2 separate regions of the Homo sapiens genome follow, and region 1 is linked to region 2. A link is an interaction called in ENCODE POLR2A ChIA-PET data of the cell type or tissue named here. Cell type or tissue: OCI-LY7. All regions are shown on one strand. Links, peaks and the distances in the headings refer to the core of each region. The heading gives the core; the rest is flanking DNA. Region 1 overlaps FAM184B (family with sequence similarity 184 member B). Region 2 overlaps FAM184B (family with sequence similarity 184 member B).

Region 1 (5,379 bases), core at 90-5,089, 76 kb after region 2:
GATGGGAGAGAATTTCTCTCTTGCTTGTTAGGTCTGAGGGTTGGAAGGGTATGAATTCAGAGTGACCAGTGGCCCTGCTCTCCATCACATGGAAAAAGCTTCCTGTTAGTAGGAAAGGGTGACCCTGCCAAGCAGATCAATGCAGAGATATGAGTTGGAGAGAGAGTTAAAGATATCTGCCTAACAGCAACAAATATCCAGATTATGTATCATCATCATTATCATCAGAATAAACATTTTGAATGTTTATGCCAGGAATGGTGCCTACATACAATGTAGGCACTTAATAGCATCTCATTGAAGGATGATAAAAACAGTAATATTCATAAGTATAATGTCATTATCCTCCTTTTTTCTTTGGAGAACAAGGAGGACCAATAATTTGCCACACAGCTAATGAGAGAACTGGGCCATGAACCCAAATCTGTCTGACTGTAAAAAAAAATCTTAGTTCTTTCTACTGCAACAGATAGTCCTGTGCTATAGTTTGGATGCTTGTCCCCTCCAAATCTCATGTTGAAATTTGACCCCAGTGTTGGAGGTGGGGCCTAATGGGGGTGTTTGGGTCATGGGAGTGGCTCACTTATGAATGGATTAATACCCCAGGTGGCGGGCACAGTGAGTTTTCACTCTATTATTATAGTTTCTGTGATGGGTCCTTGTTAAAAAGCATCAGCCCCTCCCTTCTCACTCGTTTCCTCTCTCGCCATGTGATCTCTGCACACGCCAGCTCCCCTCAGCCTCCACCATGAGTAGAAGCAGCCTGAGGCTTTTACCAGATGCCCAGTCTTCCATCCAGCAGAATCATGAGCCAAATAAACCTTTTTTCTTTATAAATTACCTAGTCTCAGATATTCCTTTATAGAAGTAAAAAATGAATTAACACACCCTGTGCCTGCAAGGCACCATCCTCTGAATGAAGATAGCAGCTTGACTTTCCTGCATAGAATTAGGATTCATGTATTCACCTCACTTGACCCACAAGGTGGATTTGATTCTGGACAGCTTCTTCTCTGTGTTGATTCCTGGCAGGCTCCTTCCCCAGTCTGACCTCCCCTCCTCAGCCACCATGGCGGATCCCCTTCCAGGCAGAGGAATCTCAAGTCTTGTCCCCAGTACAACTGTCCCACAGTGGACATCAGAATCTGCCTCTGCTGTTCCCGCCTCTGTCCAGAGTAGAAAACTTCCGCTTGTGACACCTACACAACATCTCCACAGGTGTTCATTATTCGAGGTTCCTGGGAGAGGCGACGTTAGCCAGGCAGAATCTGGGTGAAGAGTTCTAAGCCAGGGCAGCATGGCAGAGCAGAAGAATAACAAGAGCCTGGCTGGCTCCCTACACCATATGTCATACCAACTGTTTTTTTTTTTTTTTTGAGATGGGGTTTCACTGTGTCTCCCAGGCTGGAGTGCAGTGGCGCCATCTTGGCTCACCGGCAACCTCTGCCTCCCAGGTTCAAGTGATTCTCCTGCCTCAGCGTCCTGACTAGCTGGGACTACAGGCACCCGCCATGATGTTCAACTAATTTTTGTATTTTTAGTAGAGATGGGGGTTCCACCATGTTGGCCAGGCTGGTCTCGAACTCCTGACCTCAAGTGACCCACCTGCCTCAGCCTTGCAAGGTGCTGGGATTACAGGCTCAAGCCACTGCACCCACCCTGTCATACCAACTTTTAACTGTCTACATCTGGACTTCTTTTATCTAAGAGGCGAATGCACTTCTAATTTGTTCAAATTGCTATTATTTTGGATTTTCTGTTAAACGTTAAACCTAACCCTAAGTAATAAAAAGTCCCTCCTTGTTCACTTTTGCATCTTCCGCACCTTGCATAGTGTCTGGCACAAAACAGGCACTCATAAAAAAATGTCTGGCAGCTGGGCGTCATGGTTCACGCCTATAATTCTAGCACTTTGGGAGGCTGAGGTGGGCGGATCGCAGGAGGCCAGGAGTTGGAGACCAGCCTGGCCAATATAGCAAAGCCGCGTCTCTACTAAAAATACAAAAATTAGCTGGGTGTGGTAGCGGGCGCCTGTAATTCCAGCTACTTGGGAGACTGAGGCACAAGAATTGCTTGAACTGGGGAGGCAGAGGTTGCAGTGAGCTGAGATCACGCTACTGCACTCCAGCCTGGGCGACAGAGTAAGACCCTGTCTCAAAAAAAAAAAAAAAAAAAAAAGTCTGTGGAGTCATAAGCAAATGGGTGTATGTTAAATGGTTCACACCACAACAACAATGTAAAATAAATATTTTGCATACATATAGCAAACATATGTAGATATTCGTAATTCAGGAAGTACTTTGGGGAAAGCTAGGGATGTTTCACTATAGCTTTTAAGACCTAGTTGAGCCACTGTTTATACTCTTCATTTCTTGAAATAAAATACATAATCTTGCCCTTGGAAGAGAGCTGCTGTCAGGTGGGCCTCACCGTTCAGGTCACAACAGACAGAAAAGGAAGAGTGGCAGTTGCCCAGTTGGAAGCTGGCTGGGAGAGATGATTGATTGGTTTTGGGATTATACTTATCTAATATTTATAAAAGCTAACCATCATCAGAAGCCAACCTCCAGGCCCCCAAGTGCTTTGTATCATAAAGCCTCATGGGAGACTTATGTTTTATGTGGTGTCTTTCTTTTTCCATCACAACAGGTTTCACTGTCGGCTCTGCTTGCAAAGCAAGCTGCATAACCTTGCCGTCTCTTTGTCCTGGACTGTTGTAGCCAAGGGGAATGAATAGCCAACTCATTACTTTTCTTAAAAAAAATACCCACCCCCAGTTTCTTAGTAAGGAGAAAGCAGTTACCCTTAGGAAATGGAATATATTTCTGCTTATGCGCACATCTCTCTTTTGTTCAATCATTTAGCAAATATTTATTGAGTGCCTGCCACGTGCCAGGCACTGTTCTTGGTATTAGGAATACGATGTGCTTTAAACACACCTGGGTTCTTGTGGGCATCAAGCTAACATTCTAGTGGGAGGATCTGACAAACATATTAAATGAGTAGAATAAACAATTTGTTAGTGATATGTGCTCAAAGAAAGAATAAAGCAAGGAAGGGATATTGGGGGATGGAGTTACAATTTTAGACAAGGTGGTCAAGAAAGGCTTCACTGAGAAAGTGACATGCGAGTGAAGATTTGACAAAAATGAAAGAGTAAGCAATAAGGTATCACAGGAAAGCGCAGTCCTGCCCAGGGTTCAAGAGCAAAGTCCTGGCCGGGCGTGGTGGCTCACGCCTGTAATCTCAGCACTTTGGGAGGCCGAGGCAGGTGGATCACCTGAGGTCAGGAGTTTGAGACCAGCCTGGCCAACATGATGAAACCCCATCTCTACTAAAAATACAAAAAGTAGCTGGGCGTGGTGGCGCATGCCTGTAATCCCAGCTACTCGGGAGGCTGAGACACAAGAATCGATTAACCCAGGAGGCGGAAGTTGCAGTGAGCCGAGATTGCACCACTGCACTCCAGCCTGGGCAACAGAGCAAGACTCCATCTCAAAAACAAAACAAAACAAGAAAACGTAAAGTCCTAGGCAATATGGACTGACATGGACATAAACCCGGAGGACACTCTCCTGGGTTAAATAGCCCACTCACAGAAAGACAAAGACCACATTATGTCACTTCTATGAAGTATCTAAAATAGTGTGTTTATATAATTAAAGAGTGGAATGGTGGTTACCAGTGGTTGGGGCAAGTGGGAGATGGGGAGTTTCTAATCAATAGGTTTACTATCAATAGAAGTTACTAACAGTTACAATAAGAGTTGCTAATCAATAGAAGTTTCAGCCAACAAACATAATTAACTGCTAGAGATCTGCTGTACCACATTGTACCTACAGTCAGCAATAATATATTGGACACTTAAAAATTTACCAAGAGGGTAGCTCTCATGTTAAGTGTTCTCACTACAATAAAATATACATATACATATACATATGAATATATATATATATATATATATATATATATATTTTTTTTTTTTAAAGAGGCTGGCCAAGGTGGTTCATGTCTGTAATCGCAGCACTTTGGGAGGCCAAGACAAGAGGATCGCTTGAAGTCAGGAGTTTGAGACCAGCCTGGGCAACACAGCAAGACCCCCATCTCTACAAAAAATTTAAAAAATCAGCCAGGAGGCTGAGGTGAGAGGATTGCTTGAGCTCAGGAGGTTGAGGCTGCAGGGATCCATGATCACACCACTGCACTCCAACCTGAGTGACAGAGCAATGATAACAGAAGGGCTGGGGTCCCAGCTAAACCCCACCCTTAAGCCTGGAACCACAGGCCTGAGTGAAAACGGCTGACCCCATTTTTCTGCGCAAATGTTGCCTTTTTGGCCTGCCTCGCCCTGCCCCTATCCTGTGCCTATAAAAGATTTCAGCTGATAGAGCAACACAGGCAGCTGAGCATTGAGGTTACAAGCAGCTGAGCCGCGAGCAGAGAAGCAACTGAGCATCAAAGACTGTGGATAGATGCAGCTAACTTCAGACAGTGCGGCTTCAGGGAAAGATCACCTTCCCATCCCGTTGGCAGCCTCCCTTTCTGCTGAGGGCTACACATCACTCAATAAAGTCTTCCACATGCATCACCTTTCAAACAGTTCATGTGACCTGATTCTTCCTGGACACCAGACAAGAACCCAGGTGCCAAGAGGGCAAGAACCTGGGTGCCAAGAGGACAGGGGCTGCCACTCTGACCCTCCACTGAGCTGGTTGGCACTTGACCATCCCTGGACAGCAGAGCTGAAAAAGCATTGGTTATACATGCTTGGAGCTGCTGTGGAGCCCCACAGAGCTTGCTCCTGCCAGAGAGGAGTGGCCGGCCATTCCAGCATCCATTTACTCCAGTTCCCGCACTTACTGTCTTGCATGCTTCCTCCTGTGAGGAGTGGCCAGCAGCTGGCTGAGTGAAACGGGCCACTCCAGTTCCTGCCCACAAAGGAGGTCAAGAGAACTATCCTGTCTCATCGAGACCCTGTCCACCCTCACCAAAAAAATAGCAAAGTATGAGAGGTGTAAGTATCTATGTGGGTTGATGGATCCACCAGGCCAGAGTGGCTGGGATGGGGGTGGGGAGAGAGCTCGTGGAAAGAGGGATGGCACCAGTGGTGGAGGCATCTGTCAGCCACCGAAGAATTTAGATTCACTCCTCATGAAATGAGAAGACCTGGAGAGTTTTGAACAGGGTGCCAAAGCTGATTCACCTGTTATAAAGTTCACTCTGGCTGCTGCGTTGAGAGCAGGTGGAAGCAGGGAGACTAGTCAGGGAGACCAGTGAGGAGACATTTATTTTCCAGGTCCCCAGGCACCATCTCTCACCAGCCATTTTCCTCTCTCCCTCTTCACTCCTGCGGTGATCTTCCTCCCCAGCCACTTCAGA
Region 2 (5,379 bases), core at 262-5,261:
GGCTGGGACTACAGGTGTGTGCCACCATGCCCAGCTAATTTTTGTATTTTTAGTAGCGATGAAGTTTCACCATGTTGGCCAGGCTGGTCTTGAACTCCTGTCCTCAGGTGATCCACCGGCCTCGGCCTCCCAAAGTGCTGGGATTACTGGCGTGAGCCACTGTGCCCGGCAATGTTTTTCGTTTCTTTTACTTAAATACCTAAAAGTGGAACTGCTGGTAGGTATGTGCTTAATGTTTCAAGAAACAATCAAATAGTTTTCTAAAGTGATTTACCATTTTAGACCCTACCAGCAATGTATGAGAGTTTCAGTTGCCCTGGATTGTTGCTAACATTTTGTGTTGTCAGACTTCTTAATTTTAGCCATTCCAGTGGGTGGGAAATGGTGTCTCACTGTGGTGGTAAGTTGCATTTCCTGATGACTAATGATGTTAACCACATGTCCATGTGCATATGAGCCACTCACATATTTTTGTTTTTCTTTTTTTGGGACAGGGTCTTGCTCTGTTGTCCAGGCTGGAGTACAGTGGTGTGACCACGGCTTGCTGCTGCCTCAACCTTCCAGGCTCAAGCAATCCTCCGACCTCAGCCTCTTGAGTAGCTGGGACTACAGGCATGTGCCACCACGCTCAGCTAATTTTTGTATTTTTTTGTAGAGACAGGGTTTTGCCATGTTGCCCAAGCTGGTCTTGAACTCTTGGGCTCAAGCAGTCCACCAGCCTTGGCCTTCTAAAGTGCTAAGATTACAGACATGAGCCACCATGCCCGGCCTCACATATATCTTTTTTAGGGAAGTGCTTGTTTGAGTATTTTGTCCATTTAAAAAATAGGTTTGCAGCACATGACAAAGATGCCCTCTCTCACTCCTGTTCAACATAGTATTGGAAGTTCTGGCCACGGTAATCAGGCAAGAGAAAGAAATAAAGGGGATCCAAATAGGAAGAAAGGAAGTCAAACTATCCCTATTTGCAGATGACATGATCCTATATCTAGAAAACCCATAGTTTTCTATGCCCAAAATCTCCTTATGCTGATAAACAACTTCAGCAAAGTCTCAAGATACAAAATTGATGTGCAAAAATCACTAACATTCCTATACACCAGCAACATTCAAGCTGAGAGCCAAATCAGGAACACAATCCCATTCACAACACACACACACACACACACACACACACAAACTGTAGTTTGTGACAGAGCAATAACACCTGACCCTCACCCAGGAGTCAAGCTCATGTAAGTCCTGCTGATATGGTTAGGTTTTTTGCCCCCACCCAAATCTCATCTTGAGTTGTAATCCCCATAATCCCCACGTGTTGAGGGTGGGACTTTGTGGGAGGTGATTGGATCATGGGGGCCGTTTCCCCCATGCTGTTCTTGTGATAGTGAGTGAGTTTTCATGAAATCTGATGGTTTTATAAGTGTTTGTCATTTCCTTCTACACACTTTTCTCTCACCTGCCGCCATGTAAGATATGCCTGCTTCCCCTTCTGGCATGATTGTAAGTTTCCTGAGACCTCCCCAGCCAAGCAGAATTGTGAGTCAATTAAACCTCTTTCCTTTATAAATTACCCAGTCTTGGGGGATTCTTTATAGCGGTGTGGAAACGACCTAATATACCCGCAGAGCCTGATAGAGCCAATCATAAGGGTAGCTCATCTATGAGCTAAATCTTTGATATTTGGGGGTGTTTGTTAGAGCAGCAATAGCTGACTGACATAGGTGGTATAGGTGGGGATTTCCTCAGGATCACAAAGCTTCCTTATACCCCCTAATTAAAGAACACTTGGAAACATAGGGGCAGAGGTTTTGGACCAGTGCAAGTTTGAATCTTGGAAAGGTTTGCTAACTTCTTTGAGCTCCAGGTTCTTAAGCTAAAAAATGGCTTCTCTGGGTTGTTGTAACAATTAAGTAACACAGTTTATGTGAAGCCCATAGCTGTGCTGAAGACATACAAGATATGCTTGTTGCCTCCCCAAGCATGCTGCAAGGAGCAGTGATAAATACTTGAGGATAGAATGAATGAATGGATGAATCCTTCCACATCTGAGTCCTCATTCAATGGAGCACTCAGAAGTCTGCATGTCCTCCTGTACCTTTCTTCTTCATCACTGCTGGTTCCTTCTTCAGCTGCTAACTTATCTTGATACTCCTCTCCTCTCGGCGAAGTTTCATCCAGCTTCAAGCATGGATCCTAAGGCCAAAAAAGAAAAAGAAAAAAAAAAAAAAGGCAAGATGAGCTTAAGTACAGCTTCATGATTCAACCTGTGGCTTATTCAAATCAGAGAGCAGAGAAGAGGGAGCCCCCAGCAACCCACTATCGGTGCCCTGCTTGCAGGGGATGCCAAGGCTTGTGATGATGACGTGACTAGAACAGTGCCTGGCTTACTATGATTAATGCCAGCCCTGAGCCCTGTATCCTGTTTTTCAGTCTATGAAGCATTTCACACTGCTGACAAAACTAAAGCATAAAGAGGGGAAGTAACCTGGCTAGGGTGCCACCATCAGGGAGGAGTGGAAATGAAATATGCAACCGGATAATAGGACCCTGGGGACTGAACTCTTGACCACTTCCTGGTATGGTTCCATGCATAACCCTCAGAGAGAGGTCCTTGTTTCCTTGTTAAGCCTGCTGCACGGGGCTGTTGTGAGGACCTGAGAACAATGCTGGCTCATGGCTAGTGGTCAGTAAGTGTGAGTGAATGGTGTTACTATTATATCCGTTTAAGAGTTTGTAGTCTGCTGTGTCCCATTATGTAGAATCAGAAAACATGGAACTTGCTGAATGACCAGAAATGGGGTATGGGAGAAGAATATGGGAACGATTAGTTAACAATGAGGCTTCTGAATATTTTCTGAGTTGAATTTGCTCATGTTATCATTCTCTCCTTCCCACAGAGATACACAGGTGAAAAAGACCTTGTTATTTTGATTTTTCTATTTGTCATAACCACACTGTCCATGAAAACAGTATAAGACAGGGTAGGAACAGATTTGTCTCACGAAATAGTGATAATTGTAACCTGTGCTTTTCATTAACTAGTTGTATGGCCTTGAGCCAGCTTCTTCCCTTTTTTGGACCTGAGTTTCATCAACTGTGAAACAAAGGGGCTGGCTTATATCTGTAGTGAAACTGTGTTCCAGGGATCCTGGGAGGTGTCTCAGGGGTAGGAAGGGGCAGAGCTGAGGCTGGAGGGTAGGGCCTTGGGCTCCCATCCACCCTTGATCTGGAACAAAACTGCTTTTATTGCCTTTCCACATACTGTATTATCTATAAAAGGCCATCAATGTCAAGACCAATGAAGACCTCCACATTGCCAAATCCAATGGTCGATTCTTGGGTCTGCACTAACGGGGACTCCCAGCAGAACTGGAAATATTGATGATTCCTTCCTTTGTGCAGCCTTCATTCCTGGGCTTTCTCCTCCCCCCGCCCCCCAGTTGCTGCTTCTTAGTCTTCTCTGCTGAAGCCTCCTCCTCTCCTGCTTCTCAAACTACCACATGTGCAGAACCAAACTCTTGGTTTTACTCCTCCAAACAACAAGCATGCACCTGGCTCAGGGCTTTGCACTGGCTGTTCCCTCTTCCCTCTGATATTTGCATTCTTTGCTCCCTCACTTCACTCACTGCAACCAGCAGCTCATCCCTGGCTTAAAGCTTAGGCTCTGCTACCAGACGACCTGTGTTTAAATGCCAGATCTTTTACTTATTAACGATGTGACCTTGGGAAAATTACTTAGGTTTTCATGAGGATTAAATGAGCTGATACAATGTAAAGTCCTTAGAACAGTATTAGGTACCTAAGGAACACTCAACACTCAAGTTTATTCCCTGGAATTCTTTTTTTTTTTTTTTTGAGATGGAGTCTCACTCTGTCACCCAGGCTGATGTGCAGTGGCGCAATTTCAGCTCACTGCAACCTCTGTCTCCCAAGTTCAAGCAATTCTCCTGTCTCAGTTTCCCAAGTAGTTGAGACTGCAGGTGCATGCCACTGTGCCTGGTTCTTTTTTTTTTTTTTTTTTTTTTTTTGGTATTTTTAGTAGAGACGGGGTTTCACCATGTTGCCCAAGCTGGTCTTGAACTCCTGAACTCAGGTGATCTGCCCACCTCCGCCTCCCAAAGTGCTGGGATTACAGACGCAAGTCACCATGCCTGGACTCCCTGGGATTTTTGTTCCCTGGACACCTTCTCTAAAATCTCACCCCCCTCACTCTCTTTTCCTCACCTTGCTCTATGTTTTTCTCACAATACATATCACGGCCTAACGTTGACTTGTCCACTTTTTAATTATCTGTTTACCTTACTGGAAGGTAAGCTCCATGAGGGCAGGGGCTTTGCTCACCTGTTTCCCTGATGCCTAGAACAGTGTGTGGCACATGCGAGTCATTACTAAATGAATAAACACAAATATGTCACGGGCCACTCCAGATAGCAGGGGGACCACTCTCTCCCATACTTGCCCTACACCCACTTTTTTTTTTGTTTTTTTGTTTTTTTGTTTTTTGTTTTGTTTTATAAGATTTCACTCCGTCACCCAGGGTAGAGTACAGTTGCAAAATCATGGCTCACTGGAGCCTCGACTTCCGAGGCTCAAGTGATCCTCCCACCTCAGCCTCCTGAGTAGCTGGGACTACAGGTATACACCCACCATGCCTGGGTACTTTTTACATTCCCTGTAGGCACAGGGTCTTGCTATGTTGCCTAGGCTGGTCTCAAACTCCTGGGCTCAAGTGATCCTCCTGCCTCAGCCTCCTAAAGTTCTCATATTACAGGTGTAAGCCACAGCACCCACTCTTCCCCCACTTTACATCCCATGGAGAGAAGGGCCTGGGATTGCTGCATTGTCATGAAAATCCCCTGGGCATGTGGCTGGAGGGTGGCGTGTGGAGACAGCCATCACCCAAACTTTGAGTGTTTTCCTGTTCTGCTTTAGAAGCCCTTTGTGCCTTTATGATTCATAAGTTCACGTTCTGTTTAAATCATTTGCATTGCCTCTAAATGTAGCAGAATACCATGTGATGCCCACTTCCAGAGAATCATCATGGAGATGGCACTTGGGAATCCACTGCCCACTGTGCCCAGGAGGACCTGTCCTGGGGCACTCCAAAGTGATGGCCTGAGAGAGAGTAAACATCTGCTCTGCCTCCCGCAGCTTTTCTCCCTAAGCCCTTATCTTCCCCCTGGGGTGGATATGTTCTGAGTTAACTCTGCTAAGCCAGAACTACACTTCCCAGGACTTTCTTCCCTACATACTCTGGACCATGTGACTTTGCATAAAATATAGAAGATGGAAGTGAAGCAGCAGTCATTTCCTTGTTATGCTTGCATGCTTGGATGCTTGAATGCAGGGCACCTGGTGCTGTTGCAGCTCTCACATGTC

Evidence for each region. Peaks named below come from ENCODE experiments on the same cell type or tissue, not always from the same donor. Only the 100,000 strongest peaks of a DNase experiment are listed, where the experiment ranks them.
Region 1: POLR2A ChIA-PET joins it to region 2 with 15 read pairs; 3 of 35 experiments call an interaction of 5 or more read pairs at or near these places.

What each region holds. Positions count from the first base shown.
Region 1 is chr4:17,738,196-17,743,574 of GRCh38, forward strand. The region is part of intron 1 of FAM184B (family with sequence similarity 184 member B); the gene reads right to left. Among named protein-coding and RNA genes, the nearest start is that of FAM184B, 41 kb to the right of the region's middle. In OCI-LY7, for the core only: no CTCF peak of the experiment used is centred there; no DNase peak of the experiment used is centred there.
Region 2 is chr4:17,662,467-17,667,845 of GRCh38, forward strand. It overlaps FAM184B (family with sequence similarity 184 member B), which reads right to left. Exons shown (of 18, transcript NM_015688.2): 8 at 2,096-2,193. Among named protein-coding and RNA genes, the nearest start is that of MED28, 51 kb to the left of the region's middle. In OCI-LY7, for the core only: a CTCF peak has its summit at 2,460; DNase peaks (open chromatin) are centred at 2,535 and 3,565; H3K4me3 peaks cover 1,812 bases; H3K27ac peaks cover 2,760 bases.